Regions from separate parts of the Homo sapiens genome. Here region 1 is linked to region 2. A link is a loop called in an ENCODE intact Hi-C map of the cell type or tissue named here. Cell type or tissue: endothelial cell of umbilical vein. All regions are shown on one strand. Each heading gives the region's core, and the rest is flanking DNA. Links, peaks and the distances in the headings are about the cores only. Region 1 overlaps ZNF618 (zinc finger protein 618). Region 2 overlaps ZNF618 (zinc finger protein 618).

Region 1 (6,169 bases), core at 616-5,615, 51 kb after region 2:
AGAGTAGGGCTGGGCACTTCCTACAGGGAGTATATGGCCACCCCTACGAGGTAGGTGCATGTGGTCCCATTCTGCAGATCAGCAGACTGAGGCTTCATGCATCTAAGGAAATTACCAAGGTCATGCTGCTGGTAAGTGACAGAACAGGGACAGGGACCCAGGTGTGTCTGATTCAGTCTGTCTGTCTTAATCTCTGTCCCATTCCGGCAAGGAAAAGGGGTTGCTAGAAATTATTGTAATGCGTTGAAGTAATGATTTCCTTATGTGGATGCAATTTATTCCTTTCAGAGCACTTTTAACATTCATTTCCTTTTTCCCCTCAAGGTGTAGGGCTGAGAATTAGCTGAAGAAGTTACCTTCTCCATCTTACAGATTTGGAAACTGAGGCCCAGAGATGGGGGGGTGCCTTGCCCAAGGTCACCCACAGAGTGGAGGGCAAACCTGGATCTAGACCCAGGCCTCGTGACTTCTAGCTCGGTGCTGCCTCCTTGCCAGGGACCATCTCTGCCCCTGGGACAGAGAGTTAGCCACACTTGTAGGCATCGCCTGTGGGTCCTGGGACCTTGTGGTCACAGAGGTTGGGTGACCAGTCCTTTCCTCTTCTGTTTTCCAGGGTCTTACGAATGCGGAATCTGTGGCAAGAAGTACAAGTATTACAACTGCTTCCAGACCCACGTGCGGGCGCACCGAGGTGAGAGGAGTGTCCCTGGGGCAGAGCCCAGGGGCCGCACCTCCCACTGTCTGCCTGTTTCCCACTTGGGCCCCTCGTGGGTGACCCCAGAGGCCCTGACAGCTCCAGCCTTTCCCATTCTCCTCCTACTTTCATCAGTAGGACAGGGTGCCAGGCAGGAGAAGGGAGGCCTCCTGATGCGGGACAGCTCAGGTGTGGGAGGGGGACTCTGCAGGACACACCAGACCTGCGCCCAAGGGCACCCCCTGCTCCCCACTGGCCTCACGCCTCCCAGGACATCTCATCACTGCTCAGTGTCAGTGGCCCCCACAGGGCACTTGCTGAGGTCAGTGTGTGTGTTCCTCATGACAAGCTTGGGAGTTGCAGACAGGAGGGATGGCGTCTGTTCCTCCCGGAGCCTGGCAGACAGGGAGGAGAGGCTGGCATCAGGGGCCCGGTGCGGGACTGTGAGCTCTTCCCCTGTGGCTTCCATGTTCTCTTTTGCACTTGGCACTGGCCCTGTCATTGGCCCGGTAGCCCCACCCCCATCCCTCTCTCTCTCTCTTTGCAGACACCGAAGCCACCTCAGGGGAGGGAGCCTCCCAAAGCAGTGAGTACTTTTTCCTCCTCGTGGGCTGCTGAGGGGCGAGGGCTTGGGGTGGGATGAAGAGGAGCTGCTTGTCCCCTCCCCCAGAACTGCTCCAGGTGGCCTCTGAGAGACACAGTGCTGGGGTCCAAGCTTGGGGGCCAGACCATCCTTACAAAACCGCAATGCGGTACCTCAGAGCAGCCCTTCCCAAAGCGTGCTCCATGGCAGGCTCATTCTGGGAAGGTTAGTGGGTGTTCTGTCCATGACGACTTCTCTGGCCAAGTAACTTTGGGAGACCTTGAGTTTCACTAAGGGGAGCAGGTTTCTTGTGGACATTTCCAGCCCTTCATTGACAGACACAGCTGTGCATCTCCCATGGGTGCCCTGGATATGCGGGTCCTTGTGTTCTTTTGACTCTGACTCATGACTCTGGGGCTCCGTAGTTGACTTTTGGGAAATGCTGCTTTGGAGAGTTTTCTCCTGAGCCCCCACAGCCAGGGGCACTAATTGCTTATTGGTGATTTGCCCTGAGGTGCCATATCCCAGCACCTGGGGCGGCACAGGGCCTTGACATCTGCGACAGCACTGCTGCTCACAGGCCCTGCTTGCCATCCCTCCAGTTCTAGGCCCCAAGCGCCTGGTAAGTGAGCAGCCAAGCTGGTGTAGACTAGGATGGAATCTCCCCACCCAATAATCTGAAGCTTCAGAAGTCACAGTTCCACGTGTAGGTATGTCGCCAACAGAAACGGGTGTATATCTGCTGCAAGATGCAAACTAGAATGTCCTTAGCACACCATTCCTAACAAACTAGAAGCCCCCAAATGCCCAGAGCTCATTGAATGGAGAAGTAAGTCTAGTGACACAAAAGACTACTGTAAAGTAGTGAGAACGAACAATTTATAGCTACACACAGCAACATGGATGACTCACAAACAATGGTGAGCAAAAGAGGCCAGGCGTAAACAGAGTTCAGCCTCTAAGATTCTGCATAGAGAAAGGGCAAAAGCAGCTAAAACTAATTATTGCCGGTAGAAGTCAGAAGAGCGGTTCCCCTGGGGAAGGGGCTTCAGGGTTCTGTTTCTTGAGCTGGGTGCTGGTTACCTGGGTGGTTTCAGTTTGTGGAAGTTGAACAAGCTGTGCACTTAGGATTTGTACACTGTTCTACACCAGGGGTTAGCAACATTTTTCTGCAGAGGGCCAGATGGTAAGTATTTTAGACTTTATAGCCCAGACGTCTCCGTCGCAAGTATTCAGCCCTGCCCTTGTAGTGGGAACATGCCAGGAACAGAGATAATATGTAAATGAATTCCTTACCAAAACAGATGGTGGGCAGGATTTGGCCCACAGACTGTTGCTTGCCAATCCCCGTTCTATGGGTTTGTTACACCACACCATCACAAAAAAAGATTCTTAACATAATAAATAAACATTACCACCCCCTGCCCAACAAAACCCCAAACCAGAGCAGTTTGAAGAGATGGCGATGGCTGAAAAAGGATTGTAACTGGCCTGGGTCCCAGTAGCATTTCTTCTAAGACACTTTCTCATCCACTCCGTTTGGATTCTTATGCCAAAGGAGAGGCCGGCATGTTCCAGAGAGAAATCTGAGGCCCAGGTCAGCTAGACACCTGCCACAGGACCCCAGCTGGGAGGAGGTGGGAGCTGGGCCCTCCCCCTCCAGCCCCGCCTTTCCTGCCCCAGCCCCAGCCTCAGCCTGGTCCTTGGCTCCCATCTCCTTCAATAGTTCCATTCTTTTCCGGCTCCCATGGACTGGCTGCGGTCAGCCACACATTTAAAGAACTTCCCTATTTATCTTTCCTTCCTCAGCTATTCTGGGCCCCTGGCCTCTCCAGCAGCCCCTCAATGATCTGTTGTGTTCCGTCTGGCTTCCGTTGTCCGCGGGCTTGCTGGTTGCTGACGGCTCTGTAGCGGGGGTATTTTTAGTCCTTCCGTCACTTTTCCCTTCCTCCCTGTGGAGTTTCCTCCCTGCGGCCATTGCGCGCTATTTTATTCTCAGTCCTGCAGCCCTGCCCTGACCCAGACTGGCAGCACCTGCTTAGAACGCCTGGCCTCCACTTACAGAAGCCTGGCCATGGAGTCATGGAGCCAAAAGGGCCCAACTGAGAAGACTGAGTCCAGCCCACCCATTTTGCAGATGAGGACAGGGAGTCATACAGGTTGTGAGTAGTGGAGGCGGGCCTAGAAATGAAATGAGGTCTCACACATTCTATTAACAGTTCTAGGACTTTTCATTTATTTATTAGGAAAATAGTACAGTCATACATAGAAGCAGACAGACATATTCACTCATCCATCTGTCCACTAAGGAATAAAAGATTAGCCCCTCATGCTACTGTCACATTGATATTTGTGACAGTATTAGGTTACATTTGGCAAGTATTTATTGGATGTCCCTTGTGTTCCTTTATTCTTTATTATAACTATAGGAAATGAAGAACCTCTCATTCCCATTTTACAGATGAGGAAACCGAGGTGCAGAGGTTAGGCAGCATGTCTGAGGTCTGCCGCACTTATACCTGGTAGAGTTGGGTTTGATTAGGCAGCATGAATCCAGAGCCTGCCTCCCTGAACGGATTCACAGTGGCATCTAAGAGACACCGAGCTCTCGTGTCTGAAAATGCAGCGGTTCTGAAAACGTGCTTTCACTGACAAAAAAATGATTCTGCTCTCCTTTTTGGGGATAACCCTCTTGGCCTAATCATTTCCTGACTGACGAAGACCTGGGAGCGGGCTCCCCATCCATGTCAAAGAGATGTCACGGTGTCAGAGCAGGGTGGGGGTATTCTCAGCAGCAGAAACCTGGGGGCTCACGTTTTATTGGAGGTAACAGATGTGGCCCTGAAGTGAGGGGTCAGGCCCAGCTGGCCAGGGAGGCTGGGTAGAGACAAGCAAGTGGGCAGGTGGCGGCAGATGGCGGGTAGCAGTGGTCAGCTTAGGAGAGGAATGTCAAGGCAGAGCCCAGTCTGGAACCAGACCCCAGGTGGCCTTGACTTCTCTGTCTCTGTTCCTGGGCAGGTGTCCTGCACAGAAGGCAGGGTTGCAAAAGAGACACTGGGGACCATGGTCTGGACGGGACCTGATGGGGAAGTTGTCTAAGTTGATTGCTGGCTACATGAAAGGATTAAAGCCTGGGCCAGGCACAGAATCCTAGAACCACCATCCTGGGAGAGGCCCCAGGAATCAGCTCATCTACATCCCTTTCCCAGCTCCCCAAATTATGGGGGAAAACAAGGAAGCAGGACCAGCCTCTCCTGCCCCACACCTTGCCACCTCTTTCTTGGATGATTCTGGTATCCAGCATCCTCAGAATGTCTCCAAGGAACCTGTGGCTCCTTGCTCAGGGACCAGTTTGTGTCTGGGGCTCTGGCACCTGCTAAGGCATTTTCAGAGAATACGAAGAGGTGAAGCTGGTGGTGGGAGGGAGAGGTGGCTAATGCCATTTGTGTCCCTAAGTTCAGAAGGTGGGGCCAGAAACCTTCCCACGGAATTACCTGGCAGCGTAACCTTGTGGTAGAGGATTGCATCAGATCCTGTATTTGGGTTCTGAGGGACAGGAGGGGGACCAGGAGAGAGGTACCCCAACCCAGTACTGATTTGCAGCTTATTCAGACAGAGAAGGGCCACATGCCCTGACTCAGCCTTAGCTTGGAGTTAGTGAATGTTTGAATCCTAGCTCTCCCTTCCCCTCCCCACACCGGGCAGCCTTGAGCATATCACCAAGCCTCCCTGTGCCTGGGGTGATGGGATTGATAGGCCCTCCCTACATCAGCCCAAGGAACACACACATGAGGTTCGTGCCAGTGCAAACGTTAGAGTGTGCCATTGTGGAGGGGGTAATGTCCTGTGTCCAGCCTCAGCCTCAGATGTTGGGTAGACCCAGGGGATCATCCAAACTCCAACCTCATGTTAGTTACCTATTGCTGTGTAACAGATGTCCCTAAAACTTAATGACTGGAAGCAACAAGCATTGATTATCCCTCAGTTTCTAGGGTCAAGAATTTGGATATGGCTTTGCTGGGTCCTTTGGCGCTGGGTCTTTCCCTGGCTGCAGGCATGGACTTGGCCAGGGCTGTGGTCTCATCTCAAGGCTCAACTGGGGAAAGAACTGCTTTTAAACTCACTCATGTGGTTGCTAGCAGGTTTAACAACCCTGCTAGGGTTCTGTCCTTCCCACACTCTTAGACTGAAGGCCTCACTGGCTGTTCACCAGAGGCCACCCTCAGCTCCTGGTCACCTGTGTCTCTCATGGGGCAGCTCACAACCCAGCAGCCAGCAGGTGTGACCTGGACAGAGAAGGTATGCTTGAGACAGAAGTCCCAGTCTTTTGTAAGCTACCCTCAGAAGTGATATTCTGTCACTTTTACTGCATTCTGTTCATTAGAAGTCAGTTACCAGGTCTAGTCCAGACTCACAGGGAAGGGGTGATGTAGGGCATGAGCATCAAGAGGCAAGGAGCCCTGGGTGCTGTCCCCAAGGCTGCTCATCACCGGCCCTCCCGGCTGTGCCCTTGGGGCAAATCCCTTCTGATCCTCAGTTTCCTCATGTGTAAAATGAGAGACTGCTTCCTCCCTCCGCTAGCCAGACTGGGCTAGTTTCATCTTTGGTTTCTGAGATGATCTGGCCAGAAAAACCCCACCCCACAAGACTGAAGCCCTGGTAACCAGGTGTGTGTTTTCATCCCATGCAGACAATTTCAGGTACACATGTGATATCTGCGGGAAGAAGTACAAATACTACAGCTGTTTCCAAGAGCACCGAGACCTGCACGCAGTGGATGGTGAGTCAGGCCCCTCACTCCCTGGAGTCATGCCAAGAGGCGCCCTTCCTTGGAGACACCAGCCCCCAGCCCTCCCCGCCTCCCTCCTCCCTCTTACCCAGAAAAAGGCCAG
Region 2 (6,169 bases), core at 448-5,447:
GGGTTTGAGCCCAGCCAGGCTTATGTGACGAGGCTGCCACAGGGAGACGTCTTGCGCCACCTGCCTATACTCAGCATTTTCCGAGTCTGTTTTTTGAGCAAGGCCTGCACTCTGTGAATAAGCCTTGGTCTCTGCCTCCAGGCTGCCCTCGGCCTGGGGAAAGAGGCATTCAAATCATTGAATGGTGGGACCGCTGGGAAGAGTAGACATCAGAGGGGCTCCAACCCGGCCTCAGGTGGCAGGGTGAGATGGGAAGTGGAGTAGGGCAGTGTGGGGACATTCGAGAGGTTCCCTGGTGGAAGGGATGTCTAGGATGAGAGTTAAAAGATGGGGAGGAGAGTTGGCCAGGCAGTGAGTGTGGAAGCAGGTCCAGGAACCCTGGTGTGGCCGGACTGTCTACTGTGAGGGTGGCCTCGGTGGGAGCTGAGGCTGGAGAAGAGCAGGGACTATGTCTCTGAGGAGGAGGAGTGGGAGGGGAAAGGAGGAAGGGAGGGGGGGACAGGATCAGACTTGTGTCTTACAAAGACCAAACGAGCTGCAAGTGGAAATTGTTGAATGGGAGGGGGCTTGATTGGAGGCTAGAAGGCCAGTTGGAGGGCTTTTGAAGAAACCTAGGTGGTTTTTCATGAATAACAACTTGCTGTGATGGGGCTGGACTAGCTGTGTGGCTTTGGGGTGGTCGCTTAACCTCTCTGTGCTTCCCTTTCCTCATCAGATTAAAGGGAGGGTATTTATATTTACCTTGCTGTGTTTTAGGGGACATATCAGAAATAGGCAAAGGTTCTAGTTCAGTGTTTGACATAGAATAGGCATCCAAACAATATTTGTGAATAGGGACCTTTTACCAGGATGGCTTGGAGCACTTTTTCCTATATATATACGTATATATACACACATATATGTGTGTGTGTATATATATACATATATGTGTATATATACATATATGTGTGTATGTGTACACATATATGTGTGTATGTGTACACATATATGTGTGTATATGTACACATATGTGTGTACATATGTACACATATGTGTGTGTATATGTGTGTGTGTATATGTGTGTGTGTGTGTGTGTGTATATATATGTATATATATATATGTATATATACTCCTCTCCCATTAACTCTAGTATTTCCAGAGGATGAGAACTCAGGCAGTTGTATGTTGAGGGGCCTCTTGAGTACATAGTGGCTTTTCAGTTATCATGACTTTTCCCATCTTGGAGTCGTGTCCCAAACCTTGACCTCATGGCTAAGGAGAACAAGTGTGGTTCTGTGCCATTTTCCTTTTCTTAGAAACTGGGTTTCCCAGTTTGATGATTGAATGTGCTGACACCGTTTCCCTTTGGGCAGATGGGACTCAAGTTGCCACCGCAAAGCCTGGGGTGGAGACTTGGTCATCATTCAGACATTGATGAGCTTGGAGCCCCGCTTTCTTTCAGTGACTGCCTTGAGGCTTTCGTGGCACTCCATATGGGCCATTTGGTGCCAGGTATTCCGGCCCTGGGTTTGCCATCAGTTATGTGGACGGGGCGTTTCATTAAAATTTCCATTAACTGTTTTTTCTTTTTTTAAGCCAGTGAGCAATTTATAGATTCATTAACTTTTTACTACACTTGTGAAGCCAGGAAGAGGGGAATAAAGGAAATGAAATATTTGGTCCGCAGCATTTCACTAAAAGATGGTGGCCCTTAAATATGGAGGAGAAAAGCTGGATAATTAAGGCTGGTTTGAAGAAGCATTTAGGAAGGGCTGGGATCTTCCAGAAGGATCCAGAATTGGAATATCCTGGCAAGGAATACCACCTTTTACCACCCCTTCCCTGCACACTGAGTAGCTGATCTGTCCTTTTGCTCAAAATGATTGATTTTTTTCCCCACTGGGTGTCTGTCCACCCCCTGATGACAGCCTCTCATGGGAAGCATACCGCCTCAGGACTAACTCTGACTGTGACTCTGAATGTATTTCCTTGTTTGGGGGTGCAGTCTGACTCCTCATAGTCCTCTCATTGCATTCCCTTTTGGGGGAGTTAGGGATGGCATGATGGTTGAGTGATGGGCCTTGGGGCCAGATAAGCTTGGGTTCAAGTCCAGGCCCTGCTGCTAACTAGCTGTATGATTTTGGATAAATGTCTTCACCTCTCTGAAACTTATTTTTTTAATCTATAAAATCATGGTAGTTTTAGGAACTCTGAGAAGTCTCAGGAAAGTGACAGTAGTATGTTCTACCACACACTAAGTGGTGAGGACAAAATGGTTTACTAAGGATGCCTGACCCACATTCACATTCCAGACTTGCCATGCAGTTGGACTGCTCACCTACAAACATTCTCAATTGAATTCCATTCCCTAAAACAGCAAGGCACATCTCAGGACATCAGTTTCCCCTGTTGGAAAGTAGATGAATAATCTCTAGTTAATGAGGATGTTGGATGAGATCAGACACATTTAATGAGCCTTTTAGAGTTGCTGGCACATAATAGTATCTTAATACATACTAGCAGTCATATATCTATTGTGGTTGCAACTACATGCAATATAAAAACTCTGCTCCCAGGGTCTACTGTATTAAAAAGGCAATCGGCTTAAAGATGACTTTCCCCAAGAGCCTCTTAGAAAGAGAAAATCTCAGTACGTGAACGTACTTCGAGGTCACCCTGTTCGGCTCCCAGGTGGAGCTTGGATGCCCTAAGTGTTGAACTTCCCATTGAAGGGGTGTGTACCCAGGCCTATCCTCGGGAGAGATGGTTAAAAGCAGGTCTTTGTAGAGTCACAGTCTTCTTCAATCAGGAGTAGCATGGAACCCTAGGAAATCACCTCATCCTAATACCTGCCTCTATAGATGTACAGCATGAGTATTTGAAAGTATAATGAATTTTTCCTCAAAAGTGGTAATAATGGAAAGCGAAGCAGGAAAGAGGAAAGTATCATTCAATTTTGAGCCATCCAGGCCAAGTGCTTTTAGGGATATTGTATACGTGCATGTGGTATTTGTTAGTGTAAACTTTATGTAAAGTTATATATAGAGAGTTTGATTCTGTTCTTGTCACTTCAGCCAGTTAACCTCTGCTTCTTCCTCTCTGTAACGGAAATCATGACTCCTACCTTGTGAAGAATTAAATGAAGTAATGGATATAAAAAATCACTAAACAAATGTATGTGGGGGATTGATAGAATATGTTATTCCTGCCTCACTCCAGACTCAGGCTTCCGGGAACCTGAGTCATCTTCCCCTTTAAGGATGCTATGTAGACACACTCTCTGTGCTGGGCTGTCTGGTGGGCACTGGGGAATCCAGAGGCACAGCCCCTGCCTGGGAAAGATGGATGTCCAGCTGTGAAGACAGGTAATAAAAAGATGACTGAGTATAGCAGCCAGTTGATCAATATCTTTTGAATAGTCCAGGCAATAAGTGCTTTAAGAAAACAGGGGAGGGAGATTGCCCCTGTGGCCTGGAGGAGGTGGGAATGGAACCCAAAAGGAAGGGGAAGGGCCCTTCCTTTCTTTGCAGAATGTAGTTAAATGAAGCCTTTAGCAACAACTAGGACAAAGAGGTTCTGGGGGTTGAGTCTATGTGGGGTAGGAATGCATTTGCCTTTTATGATACTGTTCAGCAAAGAGCAAAGATGTCCTGCGTGCCTCTGGAGTGTCCTTGAATGTGGAAAGTTCTAGGGCTCTAGGAGTGGGTTTCCCCTAGCCCAGCTGGTGTCATACTGTGGTCCCCAGAGCCTCTGATCGTCATCCCTATAGGTCTGGTCAAGGGATGCTTCTAGAGTGTCCACTGGGTGCTTGGGTCTTCTGGGCAGGGGGTTGAGGAGAGCATTACCCTTTCACATGATGAGTTTTCCGTACTTCTCTCAGCAACACTGGAGTTACAATATGCTAGAAGGATACCCAAGCAACCTACATGTTGGGGGACTGGGCTGTGTGGCCAGGCATCCATTTCCCAGACTTCCAGAGTTCTTTAAACTCCAAGCTGTGATTCCACTGGATAGTGCAGAGCATGGTGCAGTTCAAGACAAGGCAGTTCTTGCTGATGAGGAGGCTGGAGTCCAAATGGGGGACTGGACTCAGGTGGACTCTTTGGTTAGCTCTGCAGGGCAGTGTCTTCAGGTGGATCCTGCACTTCTGGAGTTTCCTATCTGAACTGATCTGTTGGTTTGACCTCAGTTCCATGCCTTCCTTTTCCCTGCTGTGCTCTGTATTGCAAGGGATTGCATTTCCTAGGTGCTCTTGCTCTCTGGCCTTCAAAAGTTTAACCAGTAGGATGCTCATCAGGAAGACTGGAATGTGAAAAGGGAGGGAGAAGCCTGGGGTACTTCTTCTCACCCATTCTCTCCCTCTGGTGGTGTTTTCTGTTTAGCTCCAGCCCTTCCCTCTATGGTCCACTCCCAGTGGGCAGCCTTTTCCATAATTTTACTTCTTGCTGGACAGCCCCAGTTTCTGATAACACCATTTCATCCCTTTTATCTCTCCAGGGCTATGGGTGGTAGCAGCAGCTCTCCCATATGCTGATATGCCTGGTTTTCTATCTGTCTCCTGTTTGCCTTCTCTATTCACTCATCACCTGTGTTCTCAAATCCTTATATTAAATTGCCTCCATTTAAAGGGCCTAGAGTGACTTCTCTTTTTTTTTTTTTTTTGTCTATCCTGGACCCTGAAGGCTATTCCCAAATCAGACCCCTTAGAGAGTTTGACTGGCTGTTGCCACCCTGACTCACCCCGTGGAAGTCACTGTAAGCTCATGACTGCCCTAATGAATTCAAGGTACCAGATTTCCACACCCCACCCCCACACTGCAAAGAAAACAGAATTGTAGAATAATTTCAAAATAGTCTGGTTGTCTAGATTTCTCAGCAGGCACCCATTGGGATGTGCAGAATTACAATCTTTCATTTCTTCATGGGCCTCTCATTTTGTAGGAATATGAGTGATTCCTTCCTTTCCAGCTGTGAGAGGAACTATTTTGCGTATACTATTTTGATTTTGAAAAAAATTCATGCAGTTGTTCTCCCCCTCCCCCTATTTTCCTGGGCTGTTGATCTTGTGATATATTTATAGAGATTGTGGTTGGCTGACCAGGAGTTATTTTGCAATAGGAATTTGTAAGATTTCTACTTTGAGTTTGAGCATGTGTTCCAGACTTTTCTCTCTTTAAAAAAAAAAGTCTTACTTAGAACATCTACTTTGCCCTTCTGTAATTATTTCTCTTTCACAGCAAAAGTAAGCCCTGCACTTTACACATATTTTTTTCTATGTATATTTCTTCTGTCTCTGGTCTTCTTTCTTCTTTGATGTCTCTTTTTACTACATATTTTAAAAGCCCTCAGCTTCTTTCTTCTATGTGGGAATAGGTTTGCAAATGAAAATGTGACCGGAAGAAGGGTGCTTTGGGGGTCAGGAGGCCTCAGTTTCTCTGTCTGTAAAAGAGGAGCATCCCAGCACTTTGGGAGGCCGAAGCGGGTGGATCACCTGAGGTCAGTAGTTCGAGACCAACCTGACCAACATGGTGAAACCCCATCTCTACTAAATACAAAAAAATAGCTGGGAGTGGTGGCTCACGCCTGTAATCCCAGCTACTCGGGAGGCTGAGGCAGGAGAATTGCTTGAACCCGGGAGGCAGAGGTTGCAGTGAGCCAAAATTGTGCCACTGCACACCAGCCTGGGCAACGAGAGTTAAACTCTGTCTCAAAAAAAAAAAAAAAAAAAAAAAAAAAAAAGAAGAGCATTGGACTAGATTAGAGGGGGCAAGCATGCTTCCATCCCCAACTTTACCATACTCACTGCAGACATTAGTAATCAATCACAGCACTCTTTCTAACCGAGCTCTGCTGTGACCTCAGAATCTTTCTCAACACATGGTCCCAGGCAGCCACTACTAAATGGTTAGAACAGGCCATTCTTAAACTAGATGAAATGATTCCTTGGACCCCATTCACCACTCTGGCTCTCTGACTATTGGAACTACAATTCCTTTATGTTTTAAACCAGTTGACTGACTTTTATGAAGCCTCATCTTGACGTAACACATCCTTAGGCCTAGGTACTATGGAGCCACAGAGAAGCTGAAAACAGCAGGCCACCCTCACGGAAACTACAGTTTGGTGGGGAGCAAGGCTGCAGAGTGGCGATGTTCTTAGGTGTGCTCAGGCACCTTCTTGGTGCTCTAGG

The links. A loop is a pair of places that touch in the nucleus more often than their neighbours do. Peaks named below come from ENCODE experiments on the same cell type or tissue, not always from the same donor. Only the 100,000 strongest peaks of a DNase experiment are listed, where the experiment ranks them.
Region 1: a loop joins it to region 2, with 10 times the contacts of the local background. A loop is called at or near these places in 4 of 110 quality-filtered maps.

Annotation. Positions count from the first base shown.
Region 1 is chr9:114,001,383-114,007,551 of GRCh38, forward strand. It overlaps ZNF618 (zinc finger protein 618), which reads left to right. Exons shown (of 15, transcript NM_001318042.2): 5 at 614-691; 6 at 1,242-1,280; 7 at 5,968-6,057. Among named protein-coding and RNA genes, the nearest start is that of AMBP, 74 kb to the right of the region's middle. RefSeq lists an enhancer at 4,733-5,232. In endothelial cell of umbilical vein, for the core only: no CTCF peak of the experiment used is centred there; a DNase peak (open chromatin) is centred at 3,179; H3K27ac peaks cover 2,062 bases.
Region 2 is chr9:113,950,522-113,956,690 of GRCh38, forward strand. The region is part of intron 1 of ZNF618 (zinc finger protein 618); the gene reads left to right. Among named protein-coding and RNA genes, the nearest start is that of ZNF618, 77 kb to the left of the region's middle. In endothelial cell of umbilical vein, for the core only: no CTCF peak of the experiment used is centred there; DNase peaks (open chromatin) are centred at 3,180 and 5,010; H3K27ac peaks cover 4,295 bases.